Regions from separate parts of the Homo sapiens genome. Here region 1 is linked to region 2. Evidence: read pairs that join two places in POLR2A ChIA-PET (ENCODE). Cell type or tissue: IMR-90. All regions are shown on one strand. Links, peaks and the distances in the headings refer to the core of each region. The heading gives the core; the rest is flanking DNA.

What was found. Peaks named below come from ENCODE experiments on the same cell type or tissue, not always from the same donor. Only the 100,000 strongest peaks of a DNase experiment are listed, where the experiment ranks them.
Region 1: POLR2A ChIA-PET joins it to region 2 with 10 read pairs; 3 of 35 experiments call an interaction of 5 or more read pairs at or near these places.

The regions. Positions count from the first base shown.
Region 1 is chr5:73,761,474-73,777,887 of GRCh38, reverse strand. ARHGEF28 (Rho guanine nucleotide exchange factor 28) reads right to left here. Exons shown (of 36, transcript NM_001177693.2): 5 at 3,850-4,033; 6 at 1,192-1,372. Among named protein-coding and RNA genes, the nearest start is that of ARHGEF28, 140 kb to the right of the region's middle. In IMR-90, for the core only: no CTCF peak of the experiment used is centred there; a DNase peak (open chromatin) is centred at 7,207; H3K27ac peaks cover 764 bases.
Region 2 is chr5:73,635,416-73,651,829 of GRCh38, reverse strand. The region is part of intron 1 of ARHGEF28 (Rho guanine nucleotide exchange factor 28); the gene reads right to left. LOC107986423 (a long non-coding RNA gene) reads left to right here and starts at 3,582. Exons shown (of 3, transcript XR_001742743.2): 1 at 3,582-3,654; 2 at 5,490-5,641; 3 at 9,077-9,332. In IMR-90, for the core only: no CTCF peak of the experiment used is centred there; no DNase peak of the experiment used is centred there; H3K27ac peaks cover 507 bases.

The DNA of each region.
Region 1 (16,414 bases), core at 3,675-11,674, 130 kb before region 2:
AGGATGGTCTCGATCTCCTGACCTCATGATCCACCCACCTCGGCTACCCAAAGTGCCAAAGTGCCAGGATTACAGGTGTGAGCCACCACGCCCAGCCAGCTTGAGCAGTTTTAAATGACAAGCATCCTTAAAAGAAGACCCTCATTCTGTATATACTGGATGTGATGCTGTATGTCAGAAAATTACACACCAAATTCCCTAAAACCCAGCAAAGAGAGAAAGATCATACTCTGAAGACCATGTTTTATTTTAACTGATTAAATAAAACTCTATATGGAGTAAGCCAATAATAATCTTTGTTTGATACATAATGTTTTTGGCTAACTCATTATTTCAATTATGTGAAGCAAATATTCTACAAAAGCTGAAACTGTGGCCAATGATAATATTGGTTTTCTAAGCTGACTTTTTACTCTGTAAAGCCTAAATAGTCACGAGACCTGTGTCTTGTGAAGGAATGTGCTTGAGAACACAGGAGGCCATAGGATCTGGTTAGTGTGTTCAATAGACCCCGGAGCACTGCCAACTAGATTGACTCAAGCCTTATTCAAGCCTTACTCAAAATAACACCTTGATTAATCATAATTAAAAGATGGAAATATTCTTAATATTCTTTCAAAGTCTACCAAAAAAAAAAAGAGAGATAAAGTTGAAATGTTTTAAACCCTGAGACTGGCATGCTATGATAGCACCCAAAGGTGGGGTTTGGACCATGATGGGAAGGTGAAAACCTCTTTGGAAAAGAACTAGGATTTTACCTGTTTCCATTCAAGCAGAATCTGTACTGGATTCTGTACTGGATTCTGCACTGGAACAAATGCTTAACTACATTTGAGCAATATGATAATCCAGAAGTAGATATTATACATGTAAGATAGCCCTAAATGTAACTGCTTTAGATAATAATTATAATACAATCAATAAATTAATGAAAATATCCAATATTAAAGTATTAAAACCCAACTATGGAAAAGACTGGCTCAGAAAAGAAAATGAAAATATTATACAAACTCCTATAAAATATATAATAATCTTCATTCTACTGATCTAATGCAGTTTCCAATTTCATGTCCCCCAAGGTTTCATTAAAAAAAGTCCTACCCCCAAAAAACACTGTTCTCATAATAAGAAATTGATGCCTGCATTCTCTGAAGCATGCATTATCACATGCTAGAATCACTATGTACAAACCTTGACAAGAAAGGCTCTATCCCAAAAGTATTTCCGGAAGAGTTTAATATCTGCCTCCAACAAATGCTCGGCTGTGTGGTTCAGGGTCAGGGTCAGCGTTTCCGATGAGTGAATGTAATGCAAGGAGGCTTCTTCACTGAGCTGCACTCGGGAGAAGCTTGGGGACCATCTGCCCTGAAAACTGAAACAACACAAATCAAAACCCACACAGAGCTTCAAAGACACCAGCCCCAGGATCCCAGCCCTTAGGATCACTGCCCCTGATCTTACAAATCCAACTGGCAAAATGATCCTTGAAAGTCACCTACGTGCAATAAATACATAAGATCATAAAAACAGATACTAATAAAGCCATCTTTCTTTTTCCACCTAGAGAAGAAGTCTATTGGAAACCATTGACATATACTACATACTTTAAAGGTTTACATAAAGAATGAAACAGTACTGAATTTTAAACATAGTACTTTACCTCAACATTTCATTCTCCTTTTAATCTGAAAAGATGCCTCTCACTTTAATGGGGCTACCTGTAGTAGAACAAATTAGCTGGCAGCCAGTGGTTTATTAGGTGATTACTGTGGAAAACAGATATGATCTCCAGGGAACATGGTGAGGTTTGGATGTCATAAATAAGTGAGATATTCATAACACATGGTACCACTGTTGTAAATTCTTTCTTATGCAAATTAAAACATGCACAAATTTGATCATGTTGTATTTCTGAACACACTCACACACAAAGGAACGACATTTCCAACCTAAATGTTGTGTTGATTCAAATTATGTGTTTTTTGGAGAGTCATGTATATTCAAGACTTGAATATACACTTATTTTCTGTTATATCTTGGCTGAGAACATTTGTACATTTGTAAATTACATTCAGGCTTCATGGTTAGTATCGCAATATTCTGGATGGCTTATAAGGTCCTGTAATAGTAACAGTAAAGAAACCTCAAGGGGAAATATTAATGTTCTTGGGTTACAGCATACCTCAGCATGTCACATCCCACCAGATTGTTCCCAGATTCCTCAATTCACAGAACTAGCTCTATGCCCCTTTCCTCTTTTAACATGACCTAATTTTGTTAATGAATGTTTGCTTTACAAAAATATAGTATATTTCCAATGAAGGAAATGTTATCTCCATCAGATGGAGTGACAAAAAGAGATCCTTAAAGAACAGTTTTACTCTAAGTCTTGGGGGACCTCTCCAAACTCTTGACACTCATTACTGGCAAGGACTCCAGAAGTTTCCAGAAAACAACTCCCCATGCCAATAACAAGCCACTGAGATGAATGGTCTCTGAACCTGAGCAATAAGGTCACTGTTGTTAATTTAGAATATGGAAGCTCTATCATCATATCACCAGAATTTAGCTTACACTCTACTTCTAATCCCATCCATGAATGGATTTATTAGACCTGGAAACATTTAAAACACGTATCTTCTCGTCTTGGACACAGTAAAAAGATACAAAGCTACCAACAGATGAAGTGTGCCTCTAGGACCTCAGTAGAACACAGAATTGTTCACGATGAATGAGTCAAAGGAAGTGTTCTTGCCTTGCCCTTTTTAGCCAAGGAAGTGGGGTCATGTTAAAACAAGGAAAAGGACAATTCCCTCCAGATAGGCTTGCCCCTTGGCTGATGGTCATTTGATCAAATGAGAAACAAAAATAAACCAAAAGCTCTGATTTCTACTCTAATGTCCACTTATGTACTACATAACTATAAATTAATTACATTGAGTTCCATGAGCCAAACAAGAAAAGCCAGTCCATTTGAACATGCCACATAATAATACTCTAATAATATTTAATATTTATGTAGCATTTACTCTAACAATGGTTAATATTTATGTAGCATGTTGTAATTTTCAACATACTTTCCCATTTATACTTTGGTTTTTTACCACGTTAAGTCAAAAAAATCACTATATATGAATCCTTCTTTCATAAGCTAAGAATAATGGCTGACCTGAACCTTTCTAAGTAACCAACAATACACTCATTATTCACTGGAAGTGTTGATACCCTCATTAACACAGAGAACATTATAGTTTACAAATTATTTCCTTTACATTATTTCATTAGACCATAATGACCACCAAATTGACTAAATCATACCATAGCATTTGTCTGTTATTCATTGATTCAAAAAAAGATTTATATCCTTTCAACAAATATTATGTGCTGGACATTGTACTAGAGCATTGCAATGGGTAAAACAGAAATAGTCCCAGACCTCAAATGATTAAGAGATATATATGAAACAAATGACCACACATATAATTATAATATTGTGAATTAGTCATAATGTTACTCTTATTTAACATTCTGAATTAATCATAATCATCAAAGAGAATAACACAGAAGGGGTTGACATTTAAGCTGAAATCTAAATGCTAGTGTTTCCCCAATTTTTTTTCATTATCACTCCTTTCAGAGCCTTTTGAGACCTTTTTTCCTATCTCACCCTCATGAAACATTAATACCAATTATCCCAGTATATCTGTTTATATGATCTATATATATGCATGAGAGCTAACAGTAAAACATAAACCAACATTAGCTTGTGGTTTGGTTATTTCCATTTTTCTATAATGCTTGGCCGACTTTATACAAATAAGAGAGAGACTATCAAGTAGCTAAACTCACTTTGTGACGTCTTCCACCAGCTTGGAGTGTCCTTCACGTAAAGCTAAGTCTAATGGTGTGGCACCCTCTTCGTTGGGTAAAGCCAAGGCCTGGACTCCCCCCGGGAGACACAAGAAGAACTGGGAAAGTTTAGCCAGGCCCCATCTCATAGCCAGGTGTAGAAGAGATTCTCTGTGAGAAGATACTGAAGAGGAAAAAACACATACCATATTAGTTCCTCCATTTACAAAGTTTGTTTTACACATTTTATCAAAGGGACAGTGTATTTAGACATAATAAGAATGTCAGAGTTGGAAGAAATTAACAATGGCACCCAATCACTGTATCTCATTTTACAAATTTGGAGAGTTCAAGATTTTTGTGAATGCCCAGGTAGGCAGTAGGTGCTGGGGCCAGGTCCGCTGAGCACAGGTAGAGTGTTCTTTCCACCCATTGCACTACACATTCACGTCATCTTTCACTAGACATGCAGTGCAGTCATCTAGGGAAGCAGGTTCTAGGAAAGGACCATCCTTTGGAAACAGACACTTGTTGATATGCAAAGAGTTCCTTGAGGAGATCCTGCTGCTCAGGCAGGGAGGCTTTTAGAGGCTGAGACTGTAGAGGGACTTCCGTTTCCACCCTTTGTCCTCAGAGCCGCTCCTCCCCTGATAAGAAGCCGCAAGAGAAATGGCTTCATATGGGTCATTCTCAAACTTCACAGCAGTGCTTCTACCCATCTACTAAATCCCTGAGATTATGTCAATATTGCCAAAGCCACCCCGTTGCTCTGCTCAGGAGGCTCGACCTGTAAGGCCCCTGCACAGAGGGCCCTTGGTCGGTCCGTGTGCATCAGCTCCACTGTGGTGTTTGCCGCTCTCTGTTGTCATCTTCCAGGCGGAGGGGTCCTTGAGGTATTTTATTCCTAATACCTAGCACAGTATCTGGCAAATGAAAGCCATTTAGCATTTGAGGAGTTGAATGACAATTGGCTGTTAAAATCTCTACGGTTTGTGTGTATTTAAATTACTTAGTTTGAATAGTCTGTACACTGAATTGTTCACTGTAAAATGGACACTGAGAACAAAATGACCTACTTCTCCACAGTTTCCTGTCCATATTAACGCTATCTTACTATTCCATTATCTTCATTAGCACAATTTTACTATTCCAGGAGCCACTTGCCCAGGCAAATGAATGATTGCTCATTATAGGAACCTTCCACAAGACTAACCAACTGTTCAGTAGAAACCAATAAAAGGCAGTTTGAACCCTAAAAGCAATCTTAACTACATTATGATCCTTCCCGAGTCCTGATCAAGCTCCTTTCCTGTCCAACATGCCCCACCCACCACCATCCCCAACATTAAAAACCCTTATAAGGCCAGGCGTGGTGGCTAATGCCTTAATCCCAGCACTTTGGGAGGCCAACGCGGGAGGATCACTTGAGCCCAGGAGCTCAAGACCAGCCTGGTGAATGTGGTAAAACCCACTGTCCACAAAAAATACAAAAATTAAACAGGCATGGTGGCACTCGCCTGTGGTCCCAGCTAATCAGCAGGCTGAGGTGGGAGGATCGCTTGAGCCCAGGAGGCAGAGGTTGCAGTGAGTGGAGATTGCACCACTGCATGCCAACCTGGGCCACAAAGTGAGGCCCTGTCTCAAAAAAAAGACCCTCATTAAGCCAAACTTCAAGTTCTCAATAAATTCTCACCTCACCTCACAGCTCCCCCTTCAAGACACCTCTAAGGCCCTGTGGAGGTGGTGTTCTCCCATACCATAGTAGGCAATAAACTCAGCTTTGTCCTACCTGCAGGCTGTGGTAATGATGATACTTGGGAAGCCAGGTTTCTACAAAGCTCTAATTTGAAACAATTAGAAGGAAACACTCCACCATAAATGAATGCAAATAAAAGGCTTAGTTTACATTTTTAATTATTTATATATCTATATCTATAGAGATATAGATAGCTAGATCAATGAATGTAAGGCATTATACTTAAAATATGTAAATGAACTCATCACAGTGAAATGCCACCAACTTACCAGTATATTTACTCTATCAATCATCTGTGTGACATGGAACACTTCCCCTCAGTAAAATAACATTCAAAATACCAAAATATCTAAAAACAGACAAGGCAATACACTCCTGCCAGACATTTGTTTAATATACTTGATATCTTCAGCTTTATGAAAATTAAAAAACTATGTTAGCTATTAGAGAACTTATCTTTGACTATTTTATCCTTTAACTTTTGACCATTATACTCCTTTGAATAAAAAGTGAGGTTTTTGTTTTTAGATTCCCAGCAGGGTATCTAAAATGTTGGATAATATTTGTATTTTTCTTCCTTTTTAAATAATAACCAGGAATAGACTTGTTAAGATCAGGTAACAAATATACATATGCACACATATGTGCATGTGTACTCCCCAACACAGGAAAACCTGTCAGCATGAGATATTAACCAGGCATACTAAGATGGAATTTCTCTCCTTTTTTTTTTTTGAGATGGAGTCTCACTCTGTTGCCCAGGCTGGAGTGCGGTGGTGCAATCTTGGCTCACTGCAACCTCTGCCTCCCAGTTTCAAGTGATTCTCCTGCCTCAGCCTCCTGAGTAGCTAGGATTACAGGTGCGCGCCATCACCCCCAGCTAATTTTTGTATTTTTAGTAGACACAGGTTTTCACCATGTTGGCCATGCCAGTCTGGTCTTGAACTCCTGACCTCAGGTGATCCACTCGCCTTGGCCTCCCAAAGTGCTGGGATTACAGGCATGAGCCACCGCACCCAGCCCGGATGGAATTTCTAAGACATATCTCCTAATCTGAATATAGTGAGAAATATTCCATAGTTGTATGGATTGTAATTTTCTTTCCCCTCCCAAAAAAATGATCAAAAGGGAACATCTAAACCTTTTGTGTTCCCTTTTCAAATTATACCATTGGTAAAGGAAAGCATGGTATCAATTTAAGTAACACTTTCTGCCATGTCTGGTGCAATGCCCTAAATACCATTGAACCTGGAGTGTATTTCACTGTATTCAACCTGACCAACAGTGTGAGTGTGGGCAGATCTGTTTCCTCTACCACGAGAGCTCTCCAAGCTTGTTCTGCTAATCCAGCTCCCTCTTCTCTCCTTCTGGCTCCATCCTCACATCTTGTTCAATGAGAGAGAACAGTAAACATGCAGGCCTGAATGGCTCACTGTTGCCTCTCTTTCTGAGAATCTACCCACTTCCCGGGGAGGAGGTAAGGCAGGGGAAGAGAGAATCTTCTGATGTTTAAAGAAAACAAATAAAAACTGACCAAAATGTTGTAAGAGAGAGCTTTCTCATTCAGTATGAAAGTTCAGAGTGCAGAGCGAGGCAAACAGCTTGAAATAGGAAGCATCATGACATATATAAATAATTCTGCCTGTTATAGAGTTTCAGATTTCTTAACGGCAGCCAGCAAAACAAACTGTGGAAAGAGGTTATACAATTTGGCAGAGGTGGGAGTGTTTAAAATAATTTCTTAAACTAAATAAATGTCTCTTCCTGTTTGGTTGGTGCCAGGAGTTATTTGAACTAATGTAACCAATGCAGAATTACTAATAATTGCTGTAATGGCAAACATTAAAAGGTACGACCTATAACATCATGAGAGCATGAAAACCAAGACACAAAAAGGAACTGAACAGGCTGTGCCATTCAATAAGCCATTCCTTACTGCATAACAGGAGTCCAACTGCCCCAGATAGGAAGGGAGTGTGGAGTTTGTGCTTCTCACTCTGCCGGGCATCAGTTTCTTTGCCCATGAAATGAGTCTGTCACAATAAAGATCCAAGGTTCCTAAGAGTATTCAATCCTGTCCTAACTCTATGGTTACTATCTGCAAAAACAGCACAGGTCAAAGCTTCCAGGCATCTGAAGCACAAGGGCAAGGAAGGTCAGACAGTTTAAGTGTTACTAAAGGAAAGTGGTTTTGTTACTGGTCAATTTAGAACCATTACCATATCCACACAAGATCTGGCCATACCTTTCAATTAGCCAAAGGCTTAGCTTGGAAGATTAAAGAATAAATTAACCTCTCAAATGTAGGCTAATCGATCATAACCAAATGTGCCACTCTGTGGGGCGTATTGATAATAGGGGAGGCTGTGCATGTGTAGGGGCAGGGAATATATGGGAAATATCTGTATCTTCCACTCAATTTTGCCATGAACCTAAACCTGTTCTTAAAATGTCTATTAAAAAATAATAAAATAGGTTAAATAATTAACCAAGGTCTCCAGAACTCACAATCACTGCTAGAGGAAATGTAAACTGTTACAACCCCTTTGGAAAACACAGCAACATTATCTAATAAAGTCAGAGAAACTAACGCAAATCCAGTCCACAACAATTCCATTCCTACCTATAAACCCTAGCAAGAAACCATGCAAAAAATATAAATGGTCAAAATTCAAAGTAATCTTAATGTTCATCAATGGAATAAATTGCAGTGCAATCATACAACAATATTCTAACAATCAAAATGAATTACAGATTAACACAGAAGGAAGTAATGAATATAATGTCAAAAGGGAAAAATCAAGTCACAAAATACACAGGATATGTTTCAATTAATATGAAGTTCAAGAAGAGTAAAAGTTAAAATTATTACTTAGGCATATATACATACGTTGTAACACTGTAAAGAAAAGCAAGGAAATGGCTACTATAAAAGTCAGCACAATACCTGTTAGGAAAAAGAGAAGAATGTGACTAGGAAAGGAGGAGGGGTATTTGCACTCCTGAGGTCCATTGGTATGAGTGTATCTCTCTGTTTTTCTGTCTCTGTCTCCCTCTGCCTCTCTCTCTCACACACACACATATATATATACACATACAGACACAGGGTAAAATATTTTTTCTGATATTTGTGTGTGTATTAGTCCATTTTCATGCTGCTGATAAAGACATACCTGAGACTGGGCAATTTACAAAAGAAAGAGGTTTAATGGACTTACAGTTCCATATGGCTAGGGAGGCCTCACAATCATGGTGGAAGGCAAAAGGCACTTCTTACATGGCAGCGGCAAGAGGGAGCTTGTGCAGGGAAACTCCCATCTTGAAAACTATCAGATCTCGTGAGCCTCATTCACTATCATGAGAACAGTGCAGGAAAGACCCATCCCCATAATTCAATCACCTCTTACCAGGTTCCTCCCATGATACATGGGAATTGTGGGAGTTATAATTCAAGATGAGATTTGGGTGAGGACACAGCCAAATCATATCATTCTTCCCCTGGCCCCTCCCAAATTACATTTTAAACCCAATCATGCCTTCCCAATGGTCCCTCAAAGTCTTAACTCATTTCAGCATTAACTCAAAAGTCCACAGTCAAAAGTCTCATCTGAGACAAGGCAAGCCCCTTCTGCCTATGAGCCTGTAAAATCAAAAGCAAGCTAGTTACTTCCTAGATACAATGGGGTTACAGGCATTGGGTAAATACACTCACTCCAAATGGGAAAAATTGGCCAAAACAAAGAGGCTACAGGCCCTACGCAAGTCTGAAATTCAGTGGAGCAGTCAAATCTTAAAGCTCCAAAAATGATCTCCTTTGACTCCATGTCTCATATCCAGGTCACACTGATGCAAGAGGTGGTTTCCCATGGTCTTGGGCAGCTCTGCCCCTGTGGCTTTGCAGGGTAAAGCCTCCCTCCCAGCTGCTTTCATGGGCTGATATTGAGTGTCTGTGGCTTTTCCAGGCACACAGCGCAAGCTGTCAGTGGATCTACCATTCTGGGGTCTGGAAGATTGTGGCCCTCTTCTCACAGCTCCACTAGGCAGTGTCCCAGTAGGAACTCTGTGTGGGGGGTCCCACCTCACATTTCCCATCCACACTACCCTAGCAGAGGTCCTCCATGAAAGCCCCACCCCTGCAGCAAACTTTTGCCATGGACATACAGGCATTTCCATACATTCTTTGAAATCTAGGTTCCCAAACCTCAATTCTTGACTTCTGTGCACTTGCAGGTTCAACACCATGTGGAGGCTGCCAAGGCTTGAGGTTTGCAGCCTCAGAAGCCATGGCCCGAGTTCTGTGTTGGTTCCTTTCAGCTACGGCTGGAGCAGCTGGGATGCCAAGCACCAAGTCCCTAGGCTGCACAACATGGGGACCCTGGGCCCAGCCCATGAAACCATTTCCTCCTAGGCCTCTGGGCCTATAATGGGAGGGGCTCCCATGAAGCCCTCTGACATGCCCTGGAGACATTTTCCCCATTGTCTTGGGGATTAATATTCAGTTCTTCATTACTTATACAAATTTCTGCAGCCAGCTTGAATTTCTCCTCAGAAAATGGGATTTTCTTTTCTATTGCATTGTCAGGCCAAAAATTTTCCAAACTTTTATGCTCTGCTTCCCTTATAAAACTGAATGCCTTTAACAGCACCCAAGTCACTTCTTGAAGGCTTTGCTGCTTAGAAATTTCTTCCGCCAGATGCCCTAAATCATGGCTCTCAAGTTCAAAATTCCACGAATCTCTAGCACAGGAGCAAAATGCTGTCAGTCTCTTTGCTAAAACGTAACCTTCGCTCCAGTTCTCAACAAGTTCCTCATTTCCATCAGAGACTACCTCAGCCTGGAATTTATTGTCCATATTGCTATAATCATTTTGGGCAAAGCCATTCAACAAGTCTCTAGGAAGTTCCAAACTTTTGCACATTTTCCTGTCTTCTTCTGAGCCCTCCAAATTGTTCCAACCCCTGCCTGTTACCCAGTTCCAAAGTTGCTTCCACATTTTCAGGTATCTGTTCAGCAGCACCCCACTCTAGTGGTACCAATTTACTCTATTAATCCATTTTCATGCTGCTGATAAAGACATACCTGAGACTGGGCAATTTACAAAAGAAAGTGGTTTAATGGACTTACAATTCCATGTGGCTAGGGAGGCCTCACAATCACAGCAGAAGGCAAAAGGCACTTCTTACATGGTGGCGGCAAGAGAGAGAGCTTGTGCAGGGAAACTCCTATTTTAAAAACCATCAGATCTCATGAGACTCATTCACTATCATGAGTATAGTACAGGAAAGACCCACCCCGATAATTCAATCACCTCACACCAGTTTCTCTCATGACATGTAGGAATTGTGGGAGTTACAATTCAAGGTGAGATTTGGGTGGGGACACAGCCAAACCATATCAGCATGTTTTCTTGCTAGGGTTTATAGGTAGGAATGGAATTGCTATGGAACAGATTTGCTATGAGATATTAGTTTCTCTAAATGTATTAGATAATGCTGCTGTGTTTTCCAAAAATGGTGGTAATAACTTACATTGCCTCTAGCAGTGATTGTGAGTTCTGGAGACCTTGGTTAATTATTTAACTTATTTTATTATTTTTTAATAAGACTGATGTTTAAGGCCCTCTCCAGAAAAATTAAATCAGAACTTCTGGGGCAGGGCCAAGTCATCACACTTTTCCAAATATTCTCAAGTGATTCCAATGCAAAGCCAGAGTTGGGATCTGCTAATTTAAATTAATAAGTGGTTAGCAAAATACAAACCTATATCTTCCTTTTATAACACAGCCTACCCAGTCAGCTCTTAATTAAGATCTATTAGGTATAAGATTTTACCAAAGAACAACAAAAAGAGTTTTCTGTGAGTTTTACAAGTTATTTTTAACCTACATTACTTACTGCTAAACCAGGAAAGAGCTTAAACATTTAGCAAAATATTAAAGCAAAAATGTGATGGATACCATAATCTAAAAGCAAATAATATTTTTCAATACAAGTTAATTCAGAAGTACTTATATTTTTTAGGGCTAAGTAATGTTTCACAACACCTGAGTGGAGCCATTGAAATGTATGCAACACAATACGTTTTTGTTTTGTTTTGTTTTGTTTTTTGTTTTTTGTTTTTTTTTTTTTGAGATGGAGTCCTGCTCTTTAGCCCAGGCCGGATTGCAGTGGCACACAGTCTCAGCTCACTGCAAGCTCCACCTCCCAGGTTCACGCCATTCTCCTGCCTCAGGCTCCCGAGTAGCTGGGACTACAGGCACCCGCCACTGCGCCTGGCTAATTTTTTGTATTTTTAGTAGAGACGGGGTTTCACCATGTTAGCCAAGATGGTCTCGATCTCCTGACCTTGTGATCCGCCCACCTCGGCCTCCCAAAGTGCTGGGATTACAGGCGTGAGCCACCGCGCCCAGCCCACAATACGTTTTTAGAAGACTAATTTTTTTTTGATTCACATTAAATTCAACTCATTAAAATAAGTTTTATTCTGATTTCCAAAGCCACATATGTATTCATGCAGGTCTCAATTTGTTCATCTAAGTCATTCAGTAGACAAACATTGAATGAGACCATTATTATCTGCCAGGCCCTGTGGATACAAAGATGAGTGTGGTGGTCCCTGCCCTTGAGAAGCATACAGCTAGCTTACTTTTGTTCAGAATAAAATACAGATACTCTTTGACTTACGATGGAATTATATCTCAATAAACCAGTCATAAGTAGAAAATAGTGTAAGTTGAAAATAGGTGTTTTGTAGATATGATGGGATGGCCAAACACAAAACACAATATCCAAAAACCACTGGCCACACAATGCACTGTGGAGTATTGACTGATTACTCTTGTGATTGTGTGGCTGGCTGACTGGGAGCCGTGGCTCACCGTTACTGTCCAGCATCACAAGAGTATCATACTGCATATGGCCTAGCCCAGGAAAAGGTCAAAATTCAAAATTTGAAGTACACTTTCTACTGAATGTATATTGCTTTCACACCATCACATTTCACACAATGATAAAATCAAAATCATAAATCAAACCATCATAAATCAGGGACTGTCTATAAATATCTGGCCCATGAAATCACTATGTGATGAACTACAGCTCTAGGCTTACTTCATTGTTTGTAGTTCTAGACACAAAGAATGTGAATAGAAGTAAGGAAACTGTCTGGACTACAAGAAAACAAATCTGCATGTTAAATTAATTCAACCTACATCATGTATCATGATATGAAAATTTACAGATATTTATAAAATGCCAAAAATGATGAACAAAAAGTACAATGAAAAAAATTATTAAAAATTTACATAGAGAGTAGAAGAGAGAATTTGGCATGGGTATCATACACAATCTTTAAGATGTTTTCAGGATTCTCAATAAGAATGAGAAAAGGGTTGTGCCTTAGAGCATCTTCCATTTACACAGCCTACTCAGAGCTCTGGCATGTAGATAAACAAATCAGCCTTTTGTAAACAGGAGATCTGAGGTTGGTGAGTCCAGGATAGGAACTGCAAATACAAACACACTCATAAGAAAGACATGAAATCAGGACATTCCACAGAGCGCAAGACCAACATGGTTGGCATGGCTGGATCATAAGCCCAAAAGGTAGAGGAGGAGGACTGAAACAAGCATAATGGCAGGTTTTTCCTCCCTAAAACTTGTTTTCTGCTTCAGCACAGTCGAGACACTCATATTACAACCACCTCCGGCTGAAAATCACCTGAAAATAATTTGGGAAAACACCCATCACACACACATTCATTCCAGAAAATTCACATAGTGCTGTATAACACTGGAATGTACTTCCTGGATTTTGCATCTCATATTGGCAAGATATACTTTATTTTAGCTTGTGGAACGAATACTAAATCAGTTGCAACTTTAAAAAGTCTTCATCAGAATTTCAAGATGGCAACTCAATTTTTGACCTTCACATTCTGAGGATATTTCCAAACTAAATTATGCATATAGCCACCAGTATAAGATATTAAGAATCCAGATACAACACTGTATGGTACAAAGATGGGGAGACCAAGGATTCAAAGCTCTGGATTTGAACACATAGCAAGCCTCCAGCTAACAGCTAGAATGAAATGGAAAGCCATTTAATTCTCAAGTTTCAAGTTGCTTGATCTGTAAAACGGACATGATAACTGCCCAGCCTACTACCTGGGATTGCCAGGGGGCTGTAATGAAAATAACAAATGGGACAGGGCTGTCAAGAACTATAAAAGCCAGTATTGGGGGGACTAAGCAGTTTTACACATTTGTCTGATCTTTTTAATACAAAAAAACTACAATAAACAGTCACTAAATAGATATGTGGTATGTCTGAAAACAATTTTCCTGTGGTCACAATTTAAAGGCATAATTGTAAGGAACTAGCTGCCTGCTTACCGTGCACTGTAATTGCATCAGATGTGCTATTAAGACAAATGTGCTGTAATCCCATGCTTTGGGCAGCAGGCGGTCATTAGGTGTTGTAAGTAGCAATTATGGCATACCTCCTCCTTTCCAGCCTTTATCGATTTTTCTTTCATTTGTTAATGTTGCTTCAAGGCTATGATTCAAGTCCACCATTCATTTCACTCAACAGATATTTGCTGATAGCCAACTGTGTGCAGGCACTCTTCTGCAAGATCTCCCCTTATACCCCAGATGAGCTAGAATTCTCAGACGCCCTCCCACTTGACTCTCCAGGGACCCTGTTCTGTTTGGGAGACAAATGAAAATACATTGCAGTCTAATTTTATTATTGACAAGCAGAAAAAGTGTGGACTCATCATGCCTCGCAGATGGCCCTTTGAAGTCTGCATTGGAAGTCTGCCTTCAAAGACAACCAGGAAACTGGCCATTCGCCTACAGCCAGGCAGGGTCCATTCAGTGCCCTTGCACTGGAAGCCAGTGTCTTGTGTCCAAAGTCCCGGATTGAGAAATATTAGAAATATTACACTCTTTGGGTATGAGCTACAGCTTCAATGGATGATTTCATCCTTTCCTTCACCTGTAAGGCACAATCAACAAGGGATATTCTGGTGAGACTAGAAGAGGAAGGTAAATGGGATAAACCAAACCGGAAATCAGTATAAAAGATGCTGCCATATCTGGAGGGAGGAAGGGGAGGTTGGAAAAAAGTCAACCAGGAATACAGATGGACAACGATTATCCATGAATGAAAAAAAGAAATGAACCACCACACCAACATTTCTTCTTTCATTCTTACTCAGTGTCAGTGACTATGATAAGGATTTTACCTTTCTTGTTTCTATAAAGAGCTAACCTTTATTCAGCACTTTATATGCGTTATCTCATTTAATCCTGACAGCCATTCTATGATGTATGTACTATTACTATCCTTATTTTATAGGGGCAGAAACTAAGCCTTGACATAATTATGCAATTGCTTAGGCTCACTTAAGTAGTATATGGAACATGAAGGATTTGAACCTAGATTTTTCCACCTCCAAAACTCAAGTTCTTAACTATTATGCCTCTCATTATACAAAGGATGGCTTGAATTGGCCCCAACTGCAGTGATATATCTCATGTACTTGTCAAGGAAAAATACATTAAAGCCAACAACAAAAAAAAATCAAGACTATAAAAATTAAATGTGTTGACAAGAAACATAGGAGAGTCATATACTACAAGAATTGGGGACTACTTTTTAAAAATCAGGAATTGACTCATGTAATACTTATATACCTGTATCTCCTATTATAAACTGCAGATGGGAAGATGGGAGTAGTGAAGAAAAATTTATACAAGAATAAAAAGCTCAAAATAGATTTTGTTGTTGTTGTTTTGTTTTTTTTTTTTTTTTTTTTGAGAGGGAGTCTTGCTTTGTCACCCAGGTTGGAGTGCAGTGGTGTGATCTTGGCTCACTGCAACCTCCATCTCCTGGGTTCATGCAATTCTCCTGCCTCAGCCTCCCAAGTAGCTGGGATTACAGGCATGCACCACCACGCCTGGCTAATTTTTGTATTTTTAGTAAAGACACGGTTTCACCATATTGGTCAGTCTGGTCTTGAACTCCTGACCTCAAGTGATCCACCCACCTCAGCCTCCCAAAGTGCTGGGATTACAGGTGTGAGCCACCACACTCAGCCTCAAAATAGATTTTTTTAAAGAGGGCAAGGAAAGATAGAACCAGCCAGGTGTGGTGGCTCATTCCTGTAGTCCCAGCTACTCAGAGGCTGAGGTAGGAGGATCGTTTGAGCCCAGGAGTTGGAGACCAGCCTGAGAAATATAGCAAGACCTTCATCTCTAAAAAAAAAAAAAAAAATTACCCAGTTGTGGTGGCACACACCTATAGTCCCAGTTACTAGGGAGGATGAGGAAAGAGAATCACTTGAGCCCAGAAGTCTGAGACCAGCCTGGGCAATACAGCGACACCCCATCTTAAAAAAAATCAACAAATTGAGAGTGAGGGAAAAATAAGCAGAAGGAACTTGAGCTGAGCAAATTCTAAGGACCCAGGCTCACATCCGTCACTCATGCTTCTCCTCTCCTCCAGATATTGACCTGATGTGTCGCCACTCACAGTACACATACATTCTCATGTCAAACTTGCAAAATAAAAGCAACTACAGTTATAGGTGTGGAAAAGGACAGTAGGTATATGGGGACCTAGGGTAGGATTACAGAAGATTTTTTGAGGTTTCTATCCATACAGCTTCATCCCCACACCAAGGCTTATATTTGAGAGAGTCAAGACAAGGCCTCTTAAACAACACTGGGCCAAGTAAAGGGGGACTTTGGAACAGGACGCACAATTATTCATTTCCCTAAGAATGTACCATCTCTTCT
Region 2 (16,414 bases), core at 4,881-12,880:
TGAGCCATAAGTTCAGACAAAGATATACTTCACGAGTTATAAGAAAAATGTTGGAAATAGCCTAAAAGTCCCACAATGAGAATAATACAGAAACAGATAATTGTATATATAGTCACTGAATATGATCATTTTTAAAGGGCATTTAATAACATAAAAAAATTAGTAATGTAAAAAGTGAAAAATAAAAGATTTTCAGTGTATACACTAGATGATCTCAATTGTGTTCACAAGAAATAACAACAAGCTGTCATTGACTGCAGGTTTTCTACACACCAGGCCCTATATGTTAGCACTTCACAAAGTAAAAGCAACAAGAATAGCTTGGGAGACATATTAACATTCCCCACAATCTCTACCAGCTTTCCCTAAATAATCAATCTAAGTAAAACAACATGTTTGGTTTCAAAACAAGATCTTCTAATGCAATGATTTTCCCTCCATTATTGCTATCTGGAAAATCTGGAGTTGCTTCAACATAGTGTAAGTATTCTGCACAACAATCCATAAATAATGTTACTATTCCCACTTTATGAATGAGAAAACAGACTGGGGTCCAATGTCACCAGCTAAAACACAGTCGAGCTGGTAAGTAAGCCCAAGTCTATCTCACTCCAGAGCTCATGACCTGGACCACACCTCCAAGAGCATTTTCCATTCCCTTCTTCTTAGGCTCAACCAAACCCAGTGACTGTTAAAACCCCACATATGTAAACAGGTCAGAGCTGAGTTCTCACGAAATCTTACCCAGTTCAAGCCCCCATTCTAATTTTCCTAAATGTCTAAGAACTAATTGTAGCATTTGTCTTTTGAAAGTACTTTGGTCTCTCAGAGTTTCTACTATTAATTCCTCCAAGCACTAGTTGTTGGGACACGTTTACAAAAGCTTTTTCTTTGGATACATCAGAAGGTATTTATAACTTTGGGAGGCTGAGGTGGGTGGATCACTTGAGGCCAGGAGTTCAAGACCAGCCTGACAACATGACAAAACCCTGTCTCTACCAAAAATACAAAAAACGAGCTGGGCATGGTGGCACATGCCTGTGGTCCCAGCTACTTAGGAGGCTGAGGTGGGAGGATCGCTTGAACCCGGGAGGCAAAGGTTGCAGTGAGCCGAGATTGCACCACTGTACTCCAGCCTGGGCAACAGCCTGGGTGATAGGGTGAGACATTGTCAAAAAAAAAAATTAAGAAGAAGGAAGAAGAAGCCTATGTATACAGGTAATTTCCATCATTAGAAAACATCTCTCAGCTGGGCGCGGTGGCTCACACCTGTAATCCCAGCACTTTGTGAGGCCGAGGCTGGCAGATCACGAGATCAGGTGTTCAAGACCAGCCTGGCCAACACAGTGAAACCTCATCTTTACTAAAAATACAAAAATTAGCTGGGTGTGGTGGCATGCGCCTGTAGTCCCAGCTACTCAGGAGGCTGAAGAGGGAGAATCACTTGAACCCAAGAGGCGGAAGTTGCAGTGAGCTGAGACCATGCCATTGCACTCCAGCCTGGGTGACAGAATGAGACTCCGTCTAAAAAAAAAAAAAAAAAAAAAAAAAAGAAAGAAAGAAAACATCTCTCAGGTGATGAACGGGCCAGATTCCAATGCCTATAAGTGGATTACTTGCAGCTCTAAAACAAGCATACACACTACAGTAGACCAGCTTACATGAGCCACTTTAACTCATATCCTGTCCCATGAGTACTGTCCTAAGCAGCATGTTTAGCCGTGTTTCCCAGGAGAATCAGGGTTCCTGTTTAAGAATTCCAAGAACATACTTTCTCCTGACACAACCCTGGCAGTGGGATTACACTTCTCCCTCTCCCCACATACACAGAGCTATGGAAACCAGGACACCCAATCAGGTGAGAAAAAGGACTTGGGCACAGGTTGCCACAGTGTGGGAAGAGGGACTCTGAGGGTCTCCCCTTAATGGTCTGTCCCCACTTTATTGCAGAGGGACGAAGGGCTCGCCCACCAGCCTCCTTTCTTTGCCACCACTCACTGTGCCAGCCCGTCTTTTCTCTGGCTACTTGGGCAATGGAGGAACAGATTTCTGTCCCAGTTTCTCCATTACCCTGCTATTCCTCCTGAAGCAAGCACACACTCCCTTCTGATATTTTTTAGACTCTTTTCCCACTGGTAACAAGTGGCAACATACAACAGAAATAACAAATAAGGGTAAAACAGTATAACTAAATAAAATTAATATGGAACCAAAGAGTAGGTTCAAGTACACAGAACTCACTTTACTCACTAGGAGCATGCCCCTGGGCAAGTAATCTCATGTCTCTGAGCTCCAATTTCGTGATTGATAGAACAAGACAGTCAAACCACCTTATGGCTACAGCTTCTTCATCTTAAAAAGGGCCACAATGAAAGTTTTTCCAATACTCAGAATACAAATGAGTCTGATATTTCTGGCTCCTCCTTGCTCTACCAACAAGGCATGCTTTTTCCCAAAAAGCCTCATCCAAACCCTCCTAGACTCTTTCAATTCTGGATCAGGTGCTCCTTCCAGGGCTCCTGTCCCCCTTCCACTCCCCACCTCTTTCCTACTCACCCTCCACCACAAATAAATATATCAAAAGCCACATGAGTGACATTTAGGAGGCAGGACCATCTAATGTTCAAAAAGCCAAGATTTAGATTCAGATGTGCAGGTCAATCTGTTTAGCAACTCAGCTTATGACTCTAGGCAAGCTACTTAATCTGTCTTTATCTATACAATGGGGATCATACATAATAATGCCTATTTCATAAGACAGTTGTAAGGATAAATGAGTAACACACATAAAGACCTTAGCAAGAACCTGGCACATACACACATTATAACACCATTATCATGGTGATGGCAGTGACTGCTATAAATCTTATTTTCCTGAAAGATGGCACTGCCTGATTGAAGTGAGATTACTCCCCAGAGGTTGGCCAACCTAGGAAATTCATCCCGAGAACCATTCATGGAAAGGAGAAGTGAAGTTTCTGTTTGCAGGGAGAATGAGAGACAGGATGAGTGGTGTGGGAAGCTGTTAATGAAGAGGAGGAGGAAGAGGTGCAGTCCTATTCATTTATCCTTCCTCTTAGCCCTCACCTCACTGCTCTTCATTCTTGAGAGAAGGGCTGTGATATCTCAGGGGCCAGCCCAGGAAAGGTATTCCTGTAGCCACCTGACTGCAATGATGCAAGGCCAGGCATGTGAGAGACAGAAACAGCCTGTAACTTCTAGAATTTACCTTGTTTAGGGAACATTCAGCCCTCCATTTCATTTAATGAGAATCTGCATTCATGATTCATTTAATTCCAGAAATCATTGATAAGTTTTGCTGACTTGTTGACTTCTGGTAATACTGTTTCACATGTAAAATATTATCCTCTGCCTCTGTCTTCTGACATTAATAGATTTATAATAATATTTCCTAGAAATGGCATATTTCCCAAAGGACAGAACAGGAACTGACAGTATAAGGGTTCCACATAAACAACTCGATCTTGATCTTTTATAGTACAGAAACACCCTCCACAGAAGCAACATTCAATATTTCATGGAAAATATGGATTTCCCAGACACTGGACATATTGTTTTCTGAAACATGATTTGTGGAAACAGAGACCTGCCATTATATTCCAATGTGAATGTCAACCAAAAGCATCTCTGAATGTAAGTTAATGGCAAGTATACTAAATAGAATCAAAGTAAATCCATCCCCCCAAGAATAATATTAGAACTTTTTTATATACTTGCTTTTATTCTTAAAATATTACAACTTTTGATGGATAAGAGTCAAAACATTTGCCTAAGAATAACAAAAATAGCTGAGCAATTTTATAAAAGCTTCACTCAATTAATTCAATCATTCACTCAACTAAAATGTATCAATGTACTGATTAACAGGCAAAGATCTCAAGAAAAGATGATGCAATCTTTGCCTTTCAGATGTTTGATCCAGACTAAAACAGATCATTACATGCACATGTCCTGGGCAACATCAAGTAGTAGGATCAAATTGGGACAGGTAGGAGTAGAGAGTAATTAAGAGAAGATATGACAGAGACTACTGGTTGACCCTCAATATCAATTCTCCCCTTCATTTTATGGCAGGCTCCCTCAACTTTAGCAGGGTGCCTGGCTAACCAGCTAAAGCTGTTCTGTCCAATATGGTAGCCACTTGCCACATGTGGCTACTGAGCTCTTGAAATGTGGCTAGTCCTACATATTGAAATAACAATATTTTAGATATAGTAGGTTAAAAATACTGGATTACTTTCACCTACCACTTTTGACTTTTTAATATGACTACTTGAAAATTTTAAATTATGTGGCTTACATTGTATTAATATTGGACAGCGCTAAGCTAAAGACTACATCACTCAGCATTCCCTGAAGTTAGGTGTGAGTATGTGATGTTTTGGCTAATGAGACTAACACAGATTGAGTATTCCTTATCCAAAATGCTTGGGACAAGAAGTGGTTCAGATTTTGAATTTTTTCAGATTTTTGGAATATTTTCAAATACATAATGAGATATCTTGGGGATAGGACCTAAGTCTAAATATAAAATTTACATTTCACATATGTCTTATATGCATAGCCTAAAGGTAATTGTACACAATATTTTTAATAATTTTATACATAAAATTAAATTTTGACTGCATTTTGACTACAACTCATCACTTGAGGTCAGGTGTGGAATTTTCCTCTTGTGGCATTATGTTAGCCCTCAAAAAGTTTCAGATTGTAGAGCATTTCAGATTTTGGATATTTAGATTAGTCATGCTCAACCTGTATATACAATGTCTGAGTTGGGCTCTTCAAAGGAAGGGGTATGCCCACCACAATGTCCTTCTCTGTTCTTACTGGCAAGACGCAGACAAGTGGTGGTGAGCCAGCTGCCACCACACCAATAAGCATAATGTCCTAGTGATGGCGGGGCAAGAAAATAGAAGGAACATGGTCTCTAGATAGCCTCATAGATGAGCCACTCTACTCTCCAGATGAGTAGGTGTACTGCTTAGACTTTTACTTAAGAGACACATTCCTATCTTATTTAAGCCTCTGTTTAAATCTCTTTAAAGGAACCTAAATTATATTCTAGTTAACCCAGGAGAGTAGAAAAGAAAGATTCCTAAAGAGCAAATACTTTTAAGGAGATCTTAAAGAACAGATGTCAGCCAGGGGAAAGAGAGTGGTTATATTGATCCGAAGGGCCAGAAGCAAGATGAAGAGTGTTTGGGGCAGAGGAGACAACAGAGCAAAGGCAGAAAGCCAAGGACCCACATGATGTGTACAGTGAGCTCTCAGACAGGAGCATGAGCTTGGAGACAGGGAGCACAGAAAGATGGAGAGCGGGAACACCAAGGAACATGCTGCAAAAAAGCAGGTCAAATCCTAGAAAATCTTGATTGGTGGCTGGAGAACCTTGAACTTTTTTTGTGTAGGAATAGGGAGGTACTGAGGATCCTACTCAAGGAGGGAACAGCCAAATCTCTTTTCAGATGGATCATGCTGGCACCAGTGAAGACAGATTTTCAGGAGGCCAGATTGAAGTCAAGGAGAATAGCACCAATCCAGACACTATATAATCAGGGTCTGCGTTGCAGCAATACAGCATGAAGAGGATGTGTCAGAATTAAAGCCTGTGCAACAGGTAAAATCATCCCAGGGAATAAAGAAGAGGGAGATGTAAAAACAGACTTTTGGGTATCTGGCTTAGAAGAGAGTGCCAACATCCAGGGCAGGGAAGGCAGGAGGGGGAGCCATTTCTGGTGCAGCAGGGAAGTGGGGTGCAGTTTCAGACACTGGGCCTAAGATGTCAGCCTTTGTGCCAAATCATGTCATTAACAGATTCCCCTCACCCAGTGCTTAAGTATGGTACCAGAATCATATCAAAGATGTAGATTTCAAGTGGGCATTTATGTAGTTACCCACTGACCACAGATATGGACATCCAAACCAAGAGGAAGGGGAGGAGGGGGGAAAGGAAAGGAGGGGAAATTAATCAAAATCACAAGAATTTAAAGACACTGCTGAAACTCTCCAGGCTCTCAGAAAAAAAAAAGTGGGAAAATAGAAATGCACAAGACCTCTAGGGGAAATGGAGAATAAAAGAGTTAAAGCTATTACAAGAATTTAAAACTTTTGTTCAAAATGGTTCTTTCTTAACCTCTGCATTAATTTTGTTAGTAATAATAACACATCCCAACTAGCTTACAATACTTCATTTTCTCTAGTTCAGTATCATGTTTTCTGAGGAAGGGTCAGACATATCAAGATATAATCCCATTTAAGTTTTATTCAAAATTAAAATTAGTCAAGGGAGATGGAAATTCATAGTGAGTAATTTCTTATTACTCTAAACTATCAGAGTATGGTATTTTCTCAGAACTTACATACTCATTTTGGCTATTTTTTAGGAAACAATCTGAGAAGAAATTTCATCATTTCTGAATTTTGAAAAATGCCAGTGATTGGAAACCCTAACAACCTAATTATGTAAATACTTTTTAAAAATATGACCCTGAGAAGCCAGATACAGTACACGTCTGCAGTCCCAGCTACTAGAAAGACAGAGGTGGAAGGATTGCTTAAGCTCAGGAGTATGAGACCAGCCTAGGCAAATAGTAAGACCATATCTCTAAAAACAAACAAACAAACAAACAAACAACTTAATAATTTGATTTTTTTAAATGACCCTAACCAAGTTGCTTAAATTCTCTGAACTCCAATTTCCAGATATTTAAAACGATCAAATCTGACCTACCTTCCTACCTCCCAGAATTGTTGAGGATTGAATGAAATGTTAATAGGAGCCCTCTAAAAACTATAAAAAGATATACAAATTTTATTTTCTTACACAGAAGAAACTCCGCAAAACTACTAAAATCTCTTTCTTGTACAGAGAAGCAAACTAATGGATAGAAGGAAAGCAATAGCAATAATTAACCATGATTTCCATAGAAAATCTTCCTAAGCAAAAAATAAACTGTATCAGTGGAGTTTAATACAGATTCCCAGCTCCCACCTGCCAGAGATTCTAATTCAACTGGTCTCAGTGCCCAGGGATTTGTAATTCAAAGACCTCTCCAGGTGGTTCTAATGACTAGCAACAGAAGCTAGCCAGGTTTGTGCAGGGAGGAGACAGGCAAGAGAAAAATAAATGATAAGCAAAAGGAAAGTAAATGCAAAGGCAGAAAATCAGGCAGCAGTGTATGTTCAAGGAGCTCCTGGGAGATCTATTTGGCAGGAGGCAGGGCCAGAGAGGAATACAGGAGCCAGAGCCTGAAGGGTCATGAGGACTGAAGATTATCAGGGCTAGTGAGGGACTGAAAGTGGAAAACGGACATGCTCAGGTTTGCATTTTAGAAACTTCGTGCTGACAGCAGAGTGGAGTATGGATGGTGCTGGGGGAGCAGAGGTGGATGCAAACAGGTAGACGAGAGCATGGAAACACAGACTATAGCCAGGAAATCATCACAATAACCCAGAGAAATGGTAAAATCTGAAATATAGGTGAACATAGGTGAGGAAGAATTCCACAGAAATTAACTCAGGGTCTGCTAGTTTAAATGCTTGTCTATAAGACAGACTCTCACTAACTGTGCAGATAATACATCATGGGAGACACAAGAGCTACATACTGAGTGGTCCTAGCAGTGGCACACCTAGTGCATCTGATGCTGTCTATAAGACAGACTCTCACTAACTGTGCAGATAATACATCATGGGAGACACAAGAGCTACATACTGAGTGGTCCTAGCAGTGGCACACCTAGTGCATCTGATGCTGTCTATAAGACAGACTCTCACTAACTGTGCAGATAATACATCATGGGAGACACAAGAGCTACATACTGAGTGGTCCTAGCAGTGGCACACCTAGTGCATCTGATGCTCAAATAGGCAGGTCATTTAACATTCCCCACATCTAGATGACAAAGATATTTCCAGTGATAATCTCAAAATAAAATGCATGGTAATCGTGACCAGAAAAGGAATGCAGTGAATTTTTTTTTTTTTTTTTTGAGACAGGGCCTCACCCTTTTTCCCAGGCTGGAGTGCAGTGGCACAATCTCAGCTCACTGCAGCCTTGGCCTCCTGGGTGCAAGCGATCCTCACATCTCAGCCTCCTGAGTAGCTGGGACTACAGGTGCACACCACCACGCTGGGTTGATTTTTGCATTTTTTGTAAAGATGGAGTTTTGCCATGTTGCCCAAGCTGGTCTCGAACTCCTGTGTTCAAGCGATCCGCCTGCCTTGGCCTCTCAGAGTGCTAGGATTACAGGCGTGAGCCACCATGCCCAGCCCAAATTTTTACTTTATTGAACTGCATACTATATATAATTGTGCCAATAAAAAAATAAAGCAAATATAAATAAAACTATTAAATGTCTTCCAAAAATATAATGAAGGCAACCACTAAATTGCACTAGTTATGTAATGTTTTCTTTTCTTCATTCATTTTTCAGTTTTTAGAAATTGAATTTCAGTTTAAAAGATATTCAAATTCAATAAATTATTTGAAGTATAAAATGTTCACTTATGAAACTAAAATATTATAACTCACAGCTCTCATTCTGTTTCACTGCTTAACATTTTAAACACAAAAACTCCAAGTGGTCACACAGAATGACAGATTTAAAGTAACCTAAGCTTTGTTTTGGTCTTTAACATCACCGTGTTACCATTGCTTATTTCAAACCTACCATTTAAATGTACTGTTAAATAATACTATAGAAATCAAACACTTGTTCATGATGTGAATTTGAACTATGCCAAACCTTTGTGAATTTACTCTCAGAACAAATACTCATAGCATGTGTGGGACCCAACTATATAACTGGGAGCTGTCATGGACATAAATTTCATGTCGAATACAACATGTATTAAAGGATAAGTCATTAAAATGTACAAGTTTGAAGTTTACATAGATATTAAAATGTAACAGTGACTGCAGCAATTGTTTAGAACTTAAACCAACAGATTTTTTTTCAGGGAGCAGCCACATGAACAGATATTAGAGCATGATGATAGTAAAAACCAACTAACTAAAATCAGTCTTAAAGTGTTTTTAAATTCTTTGCAGATAATACACCCCTTACTGTCTGTACCCTGGGAGTGAGAGCAGAGGAGTGTGCCCACTGTCCTTGGGATACCACTGGAAAATGAAAAGAACCAAGAAGACGGAATCAAGGCCGATAAAGAACAAGCTCAGTGTGGTAGAACAGAACAAAAAAAAAAATCAGGGTAATCCTTGGGAGTGACCGAATGAGAAGTCACCCTCAGTTCAAAATGCAATGCATTTAAAATGCAAACAGACTCCTGGAATGCATTAAACACACTGGGAACAGAGCACAGGTATCGAGAGGTCAGAATTCTGAGTCAAGACTATTGTGTCTAGTCTGAAGCTTTTCCTCTAAAAAACAACTATGAACTTGGAGAAGTCATAATTGACCAACCAAATAGCCAATTAACTCTAGGGGGAAAGTTAAAAAAACAAAAACAAAACCCTGTTTTACACCTGGAAATATTTAGGATGACAAACTATGCAAATCAGATCCCCAAACACAGACAGATATCTAACATAGACGGTGACAAGTATAAACAATTAAGGCATTTAGTTTCACTATAAAGACAAATCTGCAAATGTAGAGGCAGGAAAAATTTCAGATCAGTTGAGTGGATTGAGTGGAACATAACCTCTTCTGGTCTTTTTCACAGGCGGACAAGCAGGATTCCCCCGCTCCAAGCCTTCTATAGAGGCTGCAAAGGAAAGTGATGAGAGCAAGGGCTTAGAGCCCCACAAACTAGGGATCAATAAACAGGCTACAAACCCCGCAGCAGGTTGCTTAACCTCTCAGCTCCTTAGTTCCCTTATCTGCAAAGCAGGAATAGTAACATTGTTGCAGGAATTCGAGGTAGTAGCATGAGGCTCCAAGCACAGTGCCTAACAAGGAAAAGCAATCGATAAATGGCCATCATCCTCTTCATTATTAATATCAAACTCCAAACTCCAAATGATACAAAGTGATCTTTCCATACCTGATGAAAATGTCACCAGATACTCCCTATAACGCAGCCCTCAAATGCTGCAGGGACTGCTTAGATGGTTGACTAAACCTCGTAAGCTCCATTTATACAACTGCGCAAATATGTTCAGAGGCTTTGCTAATTATGAGAGATCCCTGTCTTCTGTGGTAGGAATACCACTCATCCCCAGAAGACAAGATCCAGATGCGATAATTTTTAAAAATATATTAAAAAGCCATATCCTTCTCAATGAGGCAACAAAAACTCAAGACTCCAAGACAGTCAGTGTACTTAGGCCCTAAACATTTCTGATATGGAGAAGCAACTAATTTTTTTAAGAGTGTTATTGTTATAAATGAACATGACTCCAAATACAGATGAAATGAGCCAAAAAAAAAAAAAAAAGCCTTTCCCCTGCCATTATTTTTTCATTATGCCCACTAATCCAGGAGAAGACAGTCTTTTAGTCACCAGGTTTGAAGGATTAGAAGAGACTAATGCTTGGGGACCCTGAAACTGTCTTTCCTCATGGAAGAGGAAGGCAAGCATTTACAAACCATTTAAACCAATATATGACAGATGTACTTACACAAATCTCTTTGGTGGTAACTCATTTTTCCTGAAAGAGGGATTTGTGGTTAAACAATGCTGTTTCTCAAGTGGTCTTATCCTCTAGCTAAACAATGGAAGAATGTAAGAACAGTGTCTTTGTGACCATGAGTACAGAACCAGGGATTCCTACCAGAACATGGCCACTCATTAGTCCCTCCTTCTACACAACAGCCTCTTTGAGGCTTTCTTCCCCTAATTTGAATTGGCTCCACATTTTTCTTACATGTTACTAAACGCAGAAGTGCTAAATTGACAAAGAGACTTAGGAACTGGCACAGTACCAACTGATTACACTCCCTGCTTTTCCACACACATATTTACAGCAATAGTAAATCTATGTCCTAAATAACTCTCTGCAAATGGAGCTACAGTTTTTGGTTTTATATTTAAATATCATTTAAACTTTTGAAAGTGTTTCCAAAGTTAATTTCTATAACTTCATTTCATCAGCAAACTACCCAGTTTTATCTAAAGGGCTGGTATTATTCCCATTTCATAGATGAGGAAACTGGAAATGCAAAACACTCATCTAAATTAAGCTAGATTTAAACCCTCCTCAAGTTTAATTTTGAGACTCTAAGTAAGAACAGCTGTATTTTAGACAAAACTTGCTAATAAATCCTCAGCTGGCTGGCTTGTAGAGATAATAATTTCTTCTTTTTTGTTTAATTTTTAAAAAATTGTTAACATTAATAATACAGAAGAAAGTTTGGCTTAAACAGAGTATATGATCATTTGCCCTCCACTAGCTTAAACTTCCTTTGGCACTATAAATATCATATCTCTGCCAAACTGGTAGCTAAATGGCATTCTGATGTAAGAAGTATGAAAGATACTTAATAAGGCTGTTTAACTTTCTTAGGGGCTTTTCACATTGTACATGCAACTATTCATATATTGCTTATTGAATCACAGAAGGTGACAGATGAGGAAACTGAGGACTGGAATACCAGTAGCACTTATGGGATTATGTCCAGGTACCTGTCTGATCCCTTCAAGAGAAAAGCAGAGAAGAATCAAAGGAAGAGAGTTGAGACAAAGAGCAGGAGCCCAGATAAGAAATGTCCACCCCAGGCCTAGCTTACCATCCTCTACTCTATTCTAGTGGTCACAACATTATAGTACTAATGTCCCATACCTGTCATTTTCAAGAATGCTAGCTATTTCCCGTATGTGCATCTCATTTTAACCATATTCTGGTTTAGACATTCATCTGCGTTAAGAATATAAAAAGCAACACTTACTACAGTATTGACATTTATAAAGCCACTGATTGATTTGCCAATACACAGTATTCATTTTTATACAATTTGTTATTTCTAAATAAGAAAATGAAAAAGCACAAATGTGAAAAAGCATACCACTAATCTGAATAGCAGGAATGCCTCTAATTGCATAAATGTCAACCCCCAACACGTCTTCTTCAAATCTATTTATAGACTTCAGTTTTACATGGGATACACTATAGTTATATGACTTTAAATGTCTAGTGATATAAGGCTTACTATGCTATGTAGTCCTACATTACAAGCAAAGGAAGACTTCTGGTAGAAGAAACCACTTATTTTTCATTATTAGAAATTATCTATTGTATACTTGTACTCAAACTGCAATAATCCTATGTTCAATAAAGAGACTATGGCTAACAATTCACTGATAAAATCAATAAAATATAAAATTTATAGAAATGGTAAAATGTATATAAATTTATAGTTATGGTGTGCATATATATGTATACATACACACATTTTTTTACTAGCCAAAATATACTGACCCAAATATCCAAAAACAAACATATGAATGTTCTCAACAGCTGCACAAGTTACTGAGCTAATTACAAATGTCTCTCTGTACATATCTGTATAATTTTTTGATTTAGAAAAAGATGATTTCTAATTTGTTTTATTTCAAGATAGCTCATGCTCATTGTAAAAAAAAGGATGTATATATATTATATATATATATATATGTAATAGAAAATGAAAATCCTCCCTAATCTCTCAAGAGGTGACTGAATGAACAATACTTCATGTAAGTTTGGCCTTAAGACATGGTACATTTGAAAACCTACTTTGTAAAAATCCTACGTGCTAGGGCCATGAAGATCTTCCTACCAGAAAAAGGCATTAGGCTGGACATCAGCCTCCAAAACAGCTGCTCATTCTCTCTTCCCTGTAAGAAGCCTTAGATTTGCATACAAACACTAGCTACAAGCGCCAGCTACTCTAAAGAAGGGAAAAAAGGAAAAAGAACTGTGCAAATATATCAGTGGGGAAATCAACCACATATTTGGAATTCTATAGAAAAAAGTTAACAACAAGAAGAAAACAGGCACCTGGCAGGAAAAAATGTTAAGGAAATTATTGAGACGTGATACACTTCCTATCAAAACAACACATGAGGTGGTGATTCATTCGATTAGTATTTTCTAAATACTGTGCAATTTTAAATGTTCCATAAGTTCAGTGGTATTCAACTGTGGCAGAGAAGGATTTTATGTTTTTTAATTTTAGGTACTAATCAGTTCAAATCACCCTGTACCCCAAAATAAATAAAAACCAGTATGTACTCACTATATTCACAACAGTATTCTTTAACGTCACAAAGGCAAGATAATGCACTATAATTTACTTTCCCTAGTTTAGTTTTGGCTTAAGCTGTGGTCTTCAATGTAACTCAAAGTTGTAGGATACTTGGCCCTGGACTAGAGGCCTCTCCTCAAACAATTGAAACATTAGAATCAATTTGCTATTGACATATCAAGAACAACATCAAGACCTTTATCAAACATTTCCAGGATTCTATAAAATTGTTTCAATTCTCAAGTATCTACAGTTATAAAAATAGATTCACACATGTATAACTAAGTTTTTCCATACAAAGTTAAGATGTAAAGTCATGGCAAGCATATTGCCACAATAAAACAAACTGGAATATAAAGGAATCATCTTTTCTGTTTGATAATATTTGAGTTTCCCTCCCACCAAATAGCTACAGTAAATATTTATTTATAAGCCCAACTTTGAAAGGGTTTTAAAAAATTATTAGCAGCAAGTAATTATGTATGTTCAAAAAATAATAGTTTTAAAGCAAGTGCTACAGTTTGTGGTTGCATTCTAACGTCTGAAAGATAATCACTCCAATTACAGATTTTAATTAAAACATCAATTTCTTAAATTCACTTGTTTCTATAACATCACTGGAGCAGATGCATATTTACAATATACATTACATTTAGAACACCATAACAGGAAAGAAGAAAAAAAAAACTAAACAATACTTTGATCTCTATTATACCAGGTACGGCTCCCAGAAAATTGCCTTTGCTCAGGCTGCTGAGAGCACGCTGGTCCATTGCTTCTCCATATCACAATGTATTTACTGGCTTTTATGGCAGCTAATTTGTCAGCATTGAGAGCTCCTCAAGAGCTACCTCTAAGCTTCTTATCTCTGAACCTCCAGCATGCAGCATATGTCTGCCTTACAGCAATTACTAGCTAAACCCAACTCAATAAAGGCTCAAAAAATCAAATAACACTCCCAAAACTCCCTGAAGTAAAAAAGCTTTGGAAAGAACTCCTAAATGATAAGAGGGCTTAGAGCCCCTACACTCAGCAAGTAAAATCCCAAATAGAATAAATCCATTGTCCAAATCACCAATATAATAAAATATCTTTATCTTGAGGCTCTGTGAAAAGTGGAAGGATGTCATGCTTTAAAATACTACCTTTTTATAAGCACAAGTGTGTTTTCTTTCATACCACTAGGTAGGAACTACATAAAATACTAGAGGTTTTACAGATTTGCTATCTCTTTTTGAGGAAAAAAATTGTGAGACTAAACAGAAGGAAAATCCCTAAGTTTCTTGAGAGAAGGAGGAGAGGTAGAGAAAGATGGGAGCGGGGTTAGGGGAAGGGAGAGAGGGGATGGAACCATTATATAAGTTCTTATTTTAGCTAAAAACTGATAGTTATCAAAAAGGCCATACATTTCAGAGCATATTCTCCACCCAGCCTCACTGGGGTTAGGTACATTAAGTTCAATATGTTAAAATGAAATTAATACCCATTTTCATTCATCCTAAAATTCAATTAAAAATAATTACTTGATTATTACTGGCTGATTCCACCTCACTGCTCATGAAGTATTCTGACAACAATAACATGAGCTGCCATGACAGGGTAATCTCAAAGTATTTGCAACCATTTCTCCCCATAAAGATGCAACACTGAAGCACCATCTTCAAACTCAACTTCCTGAACAATCTAGATGTTGCCAGTCAAGTGTCTGAAAGCACTCTGGGAGCCAAGCGTGATGCTCGTAATGTGAGGGAGGCTTAAGACACCATCCTTACCTCCACAGAAACATAGAACTTGACAGATGGAACACACCGTGGAGATGGTCTGACCCTGGCCCCTTGGGTTTCAGATGAGGTCACCAGAGCCGAGAAAGGTGATATGACCCACCCTATATATCAGTGGCAATGCTAAGACTTCAACCCAAATCTACTTCTGGTCCAACCTTTGCTACATTCAGACTGACAATCTTTTTAAAACCTTCATCTTGCACACACTCTACTACCCCACTATGATGAATGGTGTGAACCACCAGCAATCACTTCCAACTCACACTAAAGAGACTGTTTTTCAATGAATTGAACATCAAACATCTCTCTACTTCTAATTTCTTCTGCTGCTGTCCACAAAGGTGCAACACAGCTGATGAAGATAAAGCTTCCTACCATAAATGTGAGAGGGGAAAAAAACTTACTCTTTATTTTTAATACGAAAAAACCTCTAATAAACAATATCCAAATTACTGTTAACATTCATGTCAAGATGTAGTTTCTTTAAACTGTTCTTGGTAAAGTTGAATTTTCTCTAGCTCAGCCCTACCATTGTGAGACAAGCATGCCAAGTGAAAAGTTAATTTGGGACTTTCTGTAGATACGAAGAAGATAACCTAGAGGGTTCATTTTTATTGTAACAACCTAAGTTATCTATAGTTGAAATCTTAAGCACCTTTTTATTAACACTAAAACATTTTTACAAGAAGACTAAAAATCAAAGGACATAAGACCTTTGTCTCATAATAAACAAATTTCTGTCCAAGTTGGAACTTTTCTAACTAAACATCAAGGAGTCCTTGATACTGTTTTATTGTCAGTGAGCAAGATATCAATATTTCTGGTGATCAAATGGGAGAAGAAACAATATACATGTATTTTATATAACAGTTACATATGTCAGGAAACATAGAACTTAAGAGAAATACTTCTATTTCACTCCCCCTTAAAAATCCGTCAGTTAAAACCCTATTAAAGCATTGGCAATGCGTTTTGTGCATTGTTCTTTTTCTCCAAGAATAGGAATGGCCAGCTGAATCCTGCTACATCTCTAGGGGCTGTGATAACTGCTATAAAAGCAACTTCCAGAAATCCATTCCTGAAGTTTTTGACAAGTTGCAAAGTTGACAACTCCGTGAAAGACAACACTTACATTAGATGAGCTGATTCTTATACCTAAATGTGGGTTTCTGATAATAAAAAAGGAGACAGGTTATTCCACAGAGTGATAAACCTGGACTTTAATTTCCCTACTACACTACCATATCCAAATTCCATCTCCACCAAGCTTTATAAATAGCCAATGAAATCACTACCTAAAGAAATCATCACAGTTTATAGAAACAACCAAAGTCCTTCTATTTGGAAAAGACATTGATTCTTGGAGATATGAAGAGATTACTTTCAATGAGCTCAAGACTAAAGCCAGGTCTCCTG